Linked DNA regions of Homo sapiens: region 2 is linked to region 1. The links are chromatin contacts, found by Hi-C or POLR2A ChIA-PET in ENCODE. All regions are on one chromosome and are shown on one strand. The core of a region is the stretch at or near the end of the contact, and the rest is flanking DNA. Distances in the headings are between cores, read along the strand shown. Region 1 overlaps LOC112268076 (translation initiation factor IF-2-like). Region 2 holds the start of TCIRG1 (T cell immune regulator 1, ATPase H+ transporting V0 subunit a3).

What was found. A loop is a pair of places that touch in the nucleus more often than their neighbours do. ChIA-PET counts read pairs that join two places held with the same protein, here RNA polymerase II (POLR2A). Pooled maps may share reads with other maps.
Region 2: a map of naive thymus-derived CD4-positive, alpha-beta T cell shows a loop between it and region 1 (30-fold over the local background). The contact joins the promoter of TCIRG1 here to the enhancer-like site in region 1. A Hi-C loop is called at or near these places in 1 of 168 maps with a recorded cell type or tissue (naive thymus-derived CD4-positive, alpha-beta T cell) and 5 of 50 pooled maps. POLR2A ChIA-PET finds 5 or more read pairs at or near these places in 1 of 52 experiments (T-cell).

What each region holds. Positions count from the first base shown.
Region 1 is chr11:67,952,251-67,959,563 of GRCh38, reverse strand. It overlaps LOC112268076 (translation initiation factor IF-2-like), which reads left to right. Exons shown (of 4, transcript XM_047427952.1): 3 at 3,538-4,082. Among named protein-coding and RNA genes, the nearest start is that of UNC93B1, 48 kb to the left of the region's middle. Within about 2 kb of position 3,908, at least 3 of the 41 ENCODE cell types and tissues checked have a DNase peak (open chromatin) inside an H3K27ac peak, as active enhancers do.
Region 2 is chr11:68,036,589-68,041,189 of GRCh38, reverse strand. TCIRG1 (T cell immune regulator 1, ATPase H+ transporting V0 subunit a3) reads right to left here and starts at 2,165. Exons shown (of 20, transcript NM_006019.4): 1 at 2,071-2,165. NDUFS8 (NADH:ubiquinone oxidoreductase core subunit S8) reads right to left here. Exons shown (of 7, transcript NM_002496.4): 7 at 4,546-4,601. The coding sequence ends at 4,597. RefSeq lists silencers at 164-293, 1,974-2,053, 2,114-2,293 and an enhancer at 2,185-2,806.

The DNA.
Region 1 (7,313 bases), core at 2,659-5,158:
CTGTTTTCTCTCTCATTTAAGTTCAATGTCACCTGGGGGCTTGCAGGGCAGGGCTGGTGACCATTCACAGGGCAAAGATGCTTTGAAATGTCAACTGAGAATGGTGTGGTGGTTGACAGATGGCACATCAGGGCATAGATTAACATGGAAAGAGAAACTCACCCCTTGGGGGTAGTGTGTGAGGCTGGCAGCCACACAGATGGTTTTTCCTGCGAGCTCTTGCATAGATGCAAACAGCCAGGAGGTTTTGCTTTCTGAGCCTGAGTGGAACAATGTTCCTCCCTGCACATTGCCGCTCTGCAGCAAATGTTTATTCCTGTTGCATTGATTAAAAGTGCTTACCAGGCCGGGGGCGGTGGCTCAAGCCTGTAATCCCAGCACTTTGGGAGGCCGAGGCGGGTGGATCACGAGGTCAGGAAATTGAGGCCATCATGGCTAACACGGTGAAACCCCGTCTCTACTAAAAATACAAAAAATTAGCCTGGCATGGTGGCGGGTGCCTGTAGTCCCAGCTACTTGGGAGGCTGAGGCAGGAGAACGGCATGAACCTGGGAGGCAGAGCTTGCAGTGAGCCGAGATTGCGCCACTGCACTCCAGCCTTGATGACAGAGCAAGACTCCGTCTCAAAAAAAAAAAGTGCTTACTAAAAGGGTTTGAGGGGAGTGGTGACAGTGTGAGTTATGTCTCTGCCGGCTGCCAGTGGAGCCAGCCGCTCTGCACAGCTGTGCAAGGGTGTTTTGAAAAGTGGCTCAGCCAGCCAGGAGTGACTGGGTGTAAGTGTTGCTGCCACAACATCTTGTAGCCTGATTGGGGCCGTATTTGCAGAACCCCTAAACCACTACATTTGTTCAGGCTTAAAAATAAGCTTGCTTTTTTGTTTGTTTGTTTGTTTTGGTTTGTTTTATGAGATGGAGTCTTGTTCTGTCGCCGGGTTGGAATGCACTGGCATGATCTCGGTCCACTGCAACCTCTGCCTCCTGGGTTCAAGTGATTCTCTTGCCTCAGGCTCCCGAGTAGCTGGGACTACAGGCATGTGCCATCATGGCCAGCTAATTTTTGAATTTTTAGCAGATATGGGGCTTCACCATGTTGACCAGGATGGTCCGATCTCTTGACCTCGTGATCTGCCCACCTCGGCCTCCCAAAGTCCTGGGATTACAGGTGTGAGCCACCGTGCCTGGCCAAACATAAACTTACTTTCTTACCTCTTCTGCTGAACTCTATTTGCTTCTTTTCCCAAAAGTCTTTATCCAAAAGAGTTTTAGCAACAAAGTTACCCAATGCCCTTCCCTAGTCTCTCCTTGCAACTGGCTCTCAGCAGGTGGTAGGAGGAAATCCTTGACAGAACCAATTTACATGACTGTTTGGAGGACTCTGGCTAGCCCCAGAAGGTGTTTGCATTTTTAAATTGGTTACTAGTGTCAGAATGTTTCATGAGTAAGAGCACAGCCTCTCTGTTGGATGCCCTGAATTTGAATCTCAGCAAGGCCACTTTGTATATAACCAGAGGATGGATTTGGGGACCCAATGGATTTACCATGACATGAACTTGCACCAACATTCACCTGACCTCCAAAATGCCTATTCTGACTGGTAGACCCTAGTCTCGCCCTAGTGCCAGTTCAGAGCCTGTGTCCAGTGATCCTGCACAGATCTCATTAGTTCCTTTTCCCCTGTTCAGTCATCCTGGTAAAAGGCTGTGTATTCCTTTGGGGGCAGGCTGGGAGAAAAATTGACAGTATAAATTTTTGGCAGTGGAGCAGAGTCCTTTCTGGAGGGGACCTGGCTTCCCATTCAGACAAGGGACTCCGGGTCTGTGAACTGGCTTATGTCTGGGAATTGACTGGGGACTGTGACTCTGTTGTTATGATTCAGATTAGACTTCTACTCACCTGACCTAGAACTCTTCTGCAAACACAGATCAAGTAAAAATGTGGCAGGCTTCTTACCTATTTCACTTCTAGGAATGCCACGATCAGCTGGCACCATAGGTCTCTGTGAGTCAGGCTGTTCTGGTTGCAGCTTTGACTCTGCTGTCTTTTATGGTAACTGCGTCCACCTTGCCTTTGGGGATTGAGTGCTGCAATCACTTGGCCCCGGCCCCTGTAGTGTGCCTATGTCACTTACCCTCTTTATACCTCAGTCTCCTCCTCTGTAAAATGGGCATCCTAATAGCACCCACCCCCAGGGCTGCTGTGAGGTATAGATGGATTAGCATATTGAAAGTAATAGAAGAGAGTCCAAAGCCCATGTGTCGTTATCAGAATTATTTCATGACAGGGGAGAGCTGGAGGAGAGAGGAAGGTGCTGAGCAGACCCATGTGCTCTCCCACCAGTGTTTCCTGAGCACCTACTATGTGCTGCCCACTGTGAGAGCTGTTAGGGTTGAAATAGGGAGCACAGCAGGGTAGGGTCCGCCATCAGGAGCTTAGTGGAGAGACCATTGTGCAACATGGTTCCAGTGCTTGGGGTGGAGAAGCTCAGGGAGTTCAGGGGCCTAGGATCCTGGGCAGAATCATGGAAAGGACACAGCCTCCCCAGCCTCTCCTGCCTCCACTGCCTCCCTGGCCTCCTCTGCTTCCCTGGCCTCTCCTGCCTTCCTGGCTTCCCCTTCCACCCCAGCATCCCCAGTCTCCCCTGTCTCTCCTGCTTTTGAGGTGGGCCAGGAGCTGCTGGTGCTCAGCCTGTCCTGGACTCTTGGTGTAGCACCTCAATGTCCAGAAAATACCCCCGAGTTCAGCTCATCACACAGCCAAGGAAGGAGCTCCACACTGACACTAAGAGTGCATCCTGGGCTCATTCATCAGGGCGTGCCTCCAGAATATTTCTCCACGTCTCCTCCCTTTGCCCACCTGCATTGTCTCTGTGCCTCAGCCCCGGCTAGGGGCCTGCAAGGATCCCCTATCTCCTCTGCCCCTGCACGGCTGGGTCCCAGGCAATCTGTCTGCCCACCACACCTTTCTCCTCTTGCCCACCACGCTCCAGCCCCACAGTCCTCTTTCTGCTTCTTTCCCAGCCTCTGGGCTTTTGCACACGCTGTTCCCTCTGCCTGAACAACCTCCACTGGGCTGAGAACAACTCTCTGAGACGTCTCTCAGCTGTTGCTTCCTTTGGAACAGCCGCTGTTGCTGTCAATCTCCCAGCGCCAAGACATGCTGAGCCTCCTGTCTTTTTCAGTTCCCATGCCCCCAGCACTTCTTCTTGGCCTCCTTTTGCCCAATTGACAATGTCCATTCTCAATGCCTTCTCACCCAGGGCTGAGCCCTACTGTGTGAAGGCCATGCCTGTCATGTTCACCACAATATCCCCTCCCCCATCACCACGCCTGGTCCACAGAGATGCTCAAAAAAGATCTGTTGGTAGGCAACGCGAAGGTGCATTCATGTCATCCTGCAGGCGGAATTCTCCACGAATTTTGAGCAGCCTCGGTTTTCCCACCACCTCCAAATCATGCAAGACACAGGGTAAGAGCAAAGACAAGGTGGCTGTGGCTGATGTCCACCCTCTCGGGGCGTCCCTTCTCTCCTCCTTGGGCAGGGAGACCATCGGGGTGCAACCTGGTTGGGGCGGGGAGGAGGTGCAGGGCCTGGCCAGAGCGGGCATGGCCGCAGGCAGGGGACAGCGACTGCTTGGGCCAGGGCAGGCGAGCTCAGCGCAGGCCAGGGCCCGGCGTGTCCGCGGTGGGCGCGAGCGGCCAGCAGAGGGCGCCAGAGAGCAACGAGCGGCCCGCGGAGGAGCCCACGCCCGCCCCGATGCCTAGCTCCGCGCCGCGCGGACCCACCGAGCCCGCGCTCAGACGCCCCAGCTCCGCCGACAGGCCGCTCGCGCCGGGTCCTTCCTCTTCCCCAGGTGCAGGCAGAGCCCCCGGAGCCATGGCCAGCCCTTCCGGCAGCTCCAAAGCCACTGGCAAGCCCCGAGGCAGGGATGGCCGGCCCAGGAGAGAGGAGGACGACGTCACTCCCGAAGAGAAGAGGCTGCGGCTGTTGCTGGAGGAGGGAAGCGCACAGCCCGATGACGGGGAGGACGCACCGCGGCCAGGCAGGAAGGAGACCGGCACCCAGACAGGTGGCGACGGCAGAGGAGTAAGTGACGCGGGCGCGGGGGTCCGGGGGTGCCGGGGGTGCCGGGGACGCGGGGTAGGGGCGGCGGGAGGCTCCGTGGCCGGCCCCGGGTTGAAGTTGGTAACTGAGCGACAACTCCGGCGGGCGCGGAGTGACAGCTCGCGACGGCCTCCGAGACGCCAGCTGCCCCTTCTCGGCTGTGTGGCTTCGACTTCCTGATTCTCCCACGACGTCCCTGGACTAGAGACCCGCTGGACTCTGCGGCTAGCCAAAAGGGGAGGGGGAGCCCCGCGTCCTGGGGGCCCCTAGCAGGGGAAGGGGCGGGGGTTGCGCTGAGCGTCCTGTCTGGGGCATCTGTCTGGGACTCTGTCAGTGCCTCTCACCTGGCGAGGGGCTTGTGGCGGGGGTAGGGGGGAAGTCCCTGGCGCCAGGCTTGGCCAAGCCCTGCTCTGCTGGGCTGCGGGCTGGCGGTGCTCACCCAGCTCCTCACCTGCCCCGCATCTTCCTGTTTTTCTTCCCTTTCTGGTTGGGCAGCGAGAGTTGAGAGGAGGCAGATGGCTTACATCCCAGAAATCGCTCTCCTCTTTCCATCCCTACAGAGAGGGACAGAGAGGGAAAGTTCCTTGCATCCCCCGGGACGCTGTCCCTGTGAGCTCCCGGTGTCCTGCACACGTGAGCCCCTGAGTTACCGGGCCTGTGTGTGTGGGATGGGGCTCCGTGGCCAGCCTGGCCTCCTGGAGTTCACTTTCTGCTTTCCTACACCAACTCTTCCTGTGTGGCTTTGCTGGCCTTCCACTGAGGAGGCACATGGGTTTGGAGGGCAGATGAGGGCCCACTGGAGAGCTGTACCCCTCAGTGAGGGCCGCCACCTTGATGGTTTTTGATGGATAATGGGGTTGACCTCTTTGTTCTTTCCACATGTTTTTATGTTTGACCATTTGCTCAGCTGAGCTTGTCTTAATAATTGGATTCGTGGTTAATGAGCCCCACATGGGCGAGAGGGCGGCCTTCATTCGGAACCCATTTAGGCAGCACGGGCAGCCCTCCTCGCCGTGGGCGGCATCAGAGCCCCCCTGCCCAGTCTTGGGGTTGCTCCTGGATGCCGTCTGGGAGGCTTGCTCATGGTGACATCCTTATCTCCCCGTGCACGTTACCGCATTCAGAGCTTGGGTCACCTGGACACTGAACTCAGGCGAATTTTCTCTGAGATCCTGGGAGAAGGAGGACAGTTCTCTGGAAGGTTTTCCAGGGCCGATCACGGAAAGGATGAGAAGGGAGAGGTCCTGGTCGGGGACACAATTACGATGGCAGTGTAACGCCGGGAAACTTTATTGCATGAAGTCCCTCTCACTCCCTCTACCTCCTTCTTTTACGTGGACTCTGCCAAAGACCAGGATACCAGAATGCAGTGGAGTGACCAAGTGTAGTGGGACCTTGGGAACCTGAGTCTGGAGCCAGGCGGCTGGGGTTTGCATCCTGGTTCTGCCCCTCCTTAGCTGGCTGACATGGCACAAGCCACTTACCCTCTCTGAGCCTTACTGTCTTCAGTGGCAAATGGATCTGTCAACAGGCCTCGTTGCCTGGGGTTGTTACTGCTGAGATTAAGGGAAGCTCGTCCATAGAAGCACTTAGCGTTGTGCCTGGCACATAGTGTATGGTGGATAAATGGGACTTAGGACTAAAACTCATGCCTTGGTGTGTTTTTGCAGTGATGTTTTGTTCTGGGGTGCATCACAAGAGACAAGGTTCTTGGCTGGGCGTGGTGGCTCAAGCCAATAATCCCAGCACTTTGAGAGGCTGAAAGGGGAGGATTGCTTGAGCCCAGGAGTTTAAGACCAGCTGGGCAACATGGTGAAGCCTCATATCTACCAAAAAAAAAAAAAGCCAGTTATGGTGGTGTGTGCCTGTAGTCCCAAGTACTTGGGAGGCTGAGGTGGGAGGATTGCTAGAGTCTGGAAGGTCCGGCTGCAGTGAGCTGTGATCATGCCACTGCACTCCAGCCTAGTTGACAAAGTGAGACCGTTTCAAGGAAAAGAGAGAGAGACAGACAGACCCACAAGAGTCTTAAGCCAGAATCTCCATGTTAAAATGCTTTCTGGAGGCTAAAATGATGATATGTTGATAATGAAATATTTAAAAGGCAGAAACCCCACTGAATTGTTTGGTCCACGGAGGGAAATGGGAATCGCATGACCTGAAGGATGATGGAGGAACTGAACAGAAACCATCCTTGTTTCCTGAATCTGAACATGGCACCCTCTTTTCACGGTGTCTGTATCTGCTCAGTCTGGTGGCCCCTTGAAAAGAGGGAATCTTGATTTTCAAACTTAAAATTTGGCCCAAAGCCCACTGCTGCCCACAATGCCCGCCAGACCCATTCCTCTTCCCTTTTAGTTTCTATGGGAATACTCTCTTTGAAGAACCCATGAGGCAGTGTCAGGCTGGTGTGAGAATCAGCAGTGATTTATTTGAGGAGGAGAGTCCATTTCTTCACTCACAGGCCATGTCTGAGTGGATCAAGAAGAACAGAGTGCCCTTTTATGAGATTTTGTCTGCGTAGACCATTAGCTTGGTAAAAACCATCCTCGTTCTTTAATAGCAGATTATTTTGGACTTTGCAAGAAGCAGCATGGGCATTCAGATGCTTTTAAGGATAAAATGTTCTTTCTCATCACCAGGCCTGGTGCTCTGGATGGCTGAGGTTTTAATGTGACTGGATGTCCCTTGGAGTGGCTCCCAGGCTGAGATCTCGCGGTTGGGTGGCAAGGGGTTGCTTTATTCGGTGGTGGCTAGAGGATGTTTTAGCAGGTAAATCGGGACCCCAGGAGCCCCTGAGTGCCAAGTCCTGCTGCAGGGCATGTGTTTATGGTGGGGAGGTGGGGGGGTGGAGGGTGGGGGGCATTGATTTCCTGCCAATATCAGAAGTTTCTCAGGCTTCTTGTGTATCCATAAACACCCACCCCATTGAGAAGGCCTAGAAAACCTGGCCCTCCCCAAGCCTTTATTGACCGCTTGTGAATGATCCCAGGGTGTGTCTGACCAACAGCTCTTCCTGGAGGGAGAGAAAAGTCTCTCCTAGGTATTTGGTTATCACCCTCAACCACTTGCTGAGCCTTCCTCAAGACCAGGCACCTCAGCAGAGATTTCAGGGTTGTCAGGCGGAACCAAGCATTCAAGGGTAATAACTCATTGGAGTCCCTGAAATCCCTGATGGACGCACCAGGTGAAAGCATCCAGGGTTGAAACCAGATG
Region 2 (4,601 bases), core at 916-3,415, 83 kb before region 1:
CTCACTGAATCCTGGAAGCTGCTGTTACCACCCCCATCTGACAGAGGTGGAAACTGAGGCCTGGGCAGGCTTGATGCGGTGCTGAGGTCACGCAGAAAGTAAGCAGTGGGACTGGGAGACCCCGAAGCCCACCCTCAGGCCGACCTCAAGCTCTCTCCTGGCTTGCTCTGCCCATGGGGACCCCCGCCCCTACCTCCAGCGTCTCCCAGTGACACCGGCTCCACCCCCACCTTCACTCTGGCCTCCCTCCTCTCGGGCTGCCGTCACCCTAGACAGGACCCCACTGGCCCAGGCACTTAGGCCCAGGGCTGCCCCGGGGGTGGCTGGAGCCCTCGCTGCTCCCTGTGGAGCTGCATGTGCTGAGTGGTAGGAGCGGGCATCTCCACCGGGTACCCTGGGGCTAGCCAGGGAGCACTGCTGTGGGGGGGCTGTCCCCTGAGGCCCGGGCCGCCCGGCAGCAGCCGCAGCCTTCCAGGTGTTGAAACCAACAAAAGTGAAACTACAGAATGGCGGGGAAGGGCCCGGGGCCTTGCTCAAGGCCGATGTGGGGTGGGGGCAGGTGCCAGGCCACCTCCAACCCGCCCTGGATGCTGGGGCCCCTCCAGCTCCAAAGCCACTGCTCTCAGGGCCCAGGGCCCCTCTGTGGGAATCAGTTGCTTAGCTCGAAAATTAGGGGGAGGGGACAGGCCTGGTCAGGGCCCCGCCTGCCCAGCCAGTCACTTCCTCCCCTGGGTCTGGTTTACTTAACTCTAAACAGGGAAACGCAGCCCCAGCCCCAGCCTGGGAAAGGAGAGAAGGAGGGAACGAGGGAACACTGAGCAGATGGCCCAAGGCTGCAGGTGGGCAGGGCAGGGGGCAGCGGGGCTGGGTTCCATCCCTAAGGACCAGGCCCGGCCACAGGGCAGAGGGACTTGGAGCCCAGGCTGAGATTGGGTGTGTGACCTTGGGCAAGTCTCTCACCCTCTCTGTGCCTCTACTTCCTCTTTGGGTGAATGGGACGTGGCACCCCTGACAGAGACAGGATCTAGGGAGGTGACAAAAATAACCAGAGCCTCAACTGAATCCCTTCATCCACACGACCTCACACTAATCCCTGGGGGGAGAAACCCTTGGGGAGGGGGTACGGTGCTTTTGTTTCATACAGGACTCCACTGACACTTGGAGAGGTAAAGTCCAATGTTATGTGCCCAGCACAAAGGGTGAGCTCAGAGGAGGGTTGTGTCTGACCTGGCTCCCTTTGGGGCTGTGCTGGCCAAATAAGGAGGTGTGGGGAATCAGCTCTGGGGATCTGGGGAGGGGTCACCCCTGGCTCAGGGCCATCAGGGCTCCCACAGCCACTATGCCGAGGGCTCGAGGGCCGGGCTCCTTCCAGCACTTCCCAGGGGGTGGGGGAACAACCTGTAATGGGCGGGGGGAAAGGTGTGGGGACGTGATCAGCCCCCGTGCCTGGCATGTGAGGCTCCACTGGCTCACCCCCTACCCCTGTCCCCCTTGGTCCCCGCTCTAGCCAGGGTCACCCAGCCACTTTTATGGTGTAAATGAATACGCCTCCATCCTGCGGCCCTGGGGTCCAGGCTCCAGCCCACTCCTCACCCTGTGCCCCTTTCCTGGCCCCTCCAGGAACCCAGCAGGTCTCTCTGCACCTCTGCCCTCCCCTCCAGATGATGGGAAGGCAGTAGGAGAGGGTCTGGCGCCCCCTCCATTCCAAATGGGGTGGGCTCTGGAGTCAAATGACCCAGCTGGTCTCCAGCTCTGACACTTCCTAGTTGTGTGGTCTCAGCTTCCCCATCTGTAGAATGGGTCCCTCCCTCCAAGGAAGCAGCAGCGGGGAAAGCTCCGCGCACACCAGGCCCGGGAACGCTGGGCTGTGTTGGTAAACACCCCATCCTTCTCCTCCTCCCTTGGGGATCCTCCGTGGCCCCCCGCAAGGCCTGACACCCTGCGGGGTGGCGGGCTGAGCTGCATTCACGGAGCCAACTGGGTGGGGCGCCAGGATCTCCTCCCCGGGGCAGGGGGAAGAGGGTGGGCAGGAAATTCTGGGGCTCCGCAGACCCCGGCAGGGGCACTCACCCCGGGTGTGCTGCGCGCCGCGCCTCCGCTGCTGGCTGCCCCGCTCCGCGCACGCCGGGCGGGACTCAGAACTGCACTCCCGCCAGCCCGGGACTAGGCGCCGCTCACTCCTTTCCGGGCAGGCGGGACGACGGGGAGGGGCCAGGGACGCCCCGCCCCCGGCCCAAGGCTCCACTGGAGTCCAGGAAGTCTGGGAGAGGTTGAGCCCAGGCTGTGGCCTGGCGGACGGGTCCTGAGGCGCTTAATCCCGGAGAGGAGGCCTGGAGAAAGGAGCGGATAACAGACCACTGCCAACCGCGCGCGTCTATGCTGGCCCCGATGCAGGGGCAGCTCCGCTCAGGCCCAGCTCAGGATAGGAGATGAGACCCTGCTCTCCTCTCACTTCGAGGCTTGTGCGCCTCTGGCTGATGGGACCCCAACATTCGCAGGCTCATGGGCTTGGGGTCCCCAGGATGCTCCCCCACCTCCGGGACCCCTCCCTTGGGCGGCAGTGAAACCCGCCGGTGCTTACACCTTCCTGCTCTTGACCACCCTGGAGAGGCCCCGCTCTGGCCCTTGGGTGGGTGGCTGCCCCACTCTGGGCCTGCTTCACTGGCAGCAGGACACAGGGCCAGGCCATGCTGCCTTGTTCTGCCCAGCGCCCCGCACCCAGCAGGCCCTGGGAGATACCCTGGGGCCAGAGGCCAGCTGTCAGCTCCACCTGCAGCTGCAGCCGCGGGGGGTAGAGGGGGGTGTCACTGTGACCTTGCTCCAGGTCAGCACCATGGGCGTCATCAGGTCCTAGTGCCTGGAAGCTGGGACTCACGACCGTCCAGCTGCCTGCACTTTGGACAGGCCTGGGGCATTCCCACTGGAGGCCAGGGGCCCTTCAGCTCTGGTGATCCCTAAGCCCCACACAGCGAGCACAGGCCTGTGGGGCTGCGGCAGGGGTGGACAAGTGGAGCCCCAGAGCCGGGCCTGGAAACTGAGTCACAGCCAAGCTCAGCTGTGGTTCCTCAGAAAATTGGGGGACTTGTGGTTGGGCGCCATAGGCCTGTTCTGACAGGGTCGGGGCCTGATACAACCAGACAGCCTGAGTGGGGTCTCAGCAGTAAGTGCCTGGGAGACCACGGTAAGGGAAAGAACCCAGCGGTGAGCTGGAAAGACTGACCCGCTTGGAATAGAAGTATTCAGTGCACAGCTACAGGCTCCATGCCACGCTCTGACGGCGGTTACGTCTGGGAAAAGCTAAACCGGCGGTGCTTCAGGAGTCCTGCGCCTGCCTTGTTTTTGGAAAGAACACCTGTTTTCATCAGTGGCCAAGATGAGCTGCGGGCCAGACCTGTGGACACTTCCCGGGCTCCAGGCTTCCCCTCGCCTCCTGCAGTTACTTCTCACCCCAGTGCCACAGGCTGTGGGGCCCAAGCGGGAGCCTGGCCACTTTGGCATTAGATGGCAATGCCTGGTCTAGGAAGGAGGCCCAGGTGTTAGACCTGAGAAAAGCTCCCTGGGAATGGGCTGGGAGAGGCTGGTGTTTTTGCTGCAGGCCTTCTCAGAGCCTTGAATGTCTACCATGCAGTACCTGCCAGCAGGCACACAGCAGCTGGAGCATTTCCAACACTCACTGGGCCAGGAAACTTGTTCTTTCGAAGAAGTAGCTTTTTACAAAGTAGTGCTTTGTAAAAAGCACTTTTGGAAATGATGGTAGATGGGGGGGGTCAAGGTCTCTGAACTGAGTTTTATTATGGGATGTGCCCTGCATGGCCCTGAGCAAGCCCTTTCACCTCTCGGAGCTGGTTTCCTCACTGCAAATGAAGTGAAATCCTTCCACAGTACTTAGCACAAGTTCAGGGGGGCTGCTTTTGGCCATTATATGGGCAAGGGGCTTGTGTGTGGCCCTAGGGAAACCCCACCGTGTCGCTGGGCCAGCAAAGCAGGAAGTGGTGAGCAGTGGCCGGGCCAGCACCCTGGCGTAGGGAACACAGGAAAGAGGATGTGGCTGGACGCAGGCCAGCTCAGGGCCAGCAGGGCCTGTGTCACCCTCGTGTGACTGTCACCCCAAGCAGGCTTCCTCCTACCCCCAGCAAGGATGCCCCGGCCTGAGTTTCTGCCACTTGCTGTTCTTCAGCCTGAGGTCTTGGGAGGCTCCAAGTCCTAAGCGTCTTACAAGTGGATGGCTCTTGGGAGACAGGAGGCCCAGGCCCCAGCCAGGACACCCGGGAGAGTGGGAACGGCAGGTCTGTGGTGACCTCTGGCATCGCTGGGCCTTGGGGAAGACGCCCAGGAAGAGGCAGGGTGACAGGGATGCTGCGGCCTGTGGTCTAGCCATGAGAGCCTGGTGGGGCCCTGGAGTCTACAGGAAGGCAGGGCTGGGGCAGCAGGACTCCAGAGAGCATAAAGACTAGGTGGCGACCTAGTCCAGTTGGAGGCACCACAGGCCTCAGGCAGGCCGGGAACGGCCCCACCCTGGACCACCAGAGTCAAGACAAGAGGCCGTGGGGTCGGAGTGGTTTTATTGGGCAGCAGGGGCTGCGGGCCGGTGGGGCGTCACC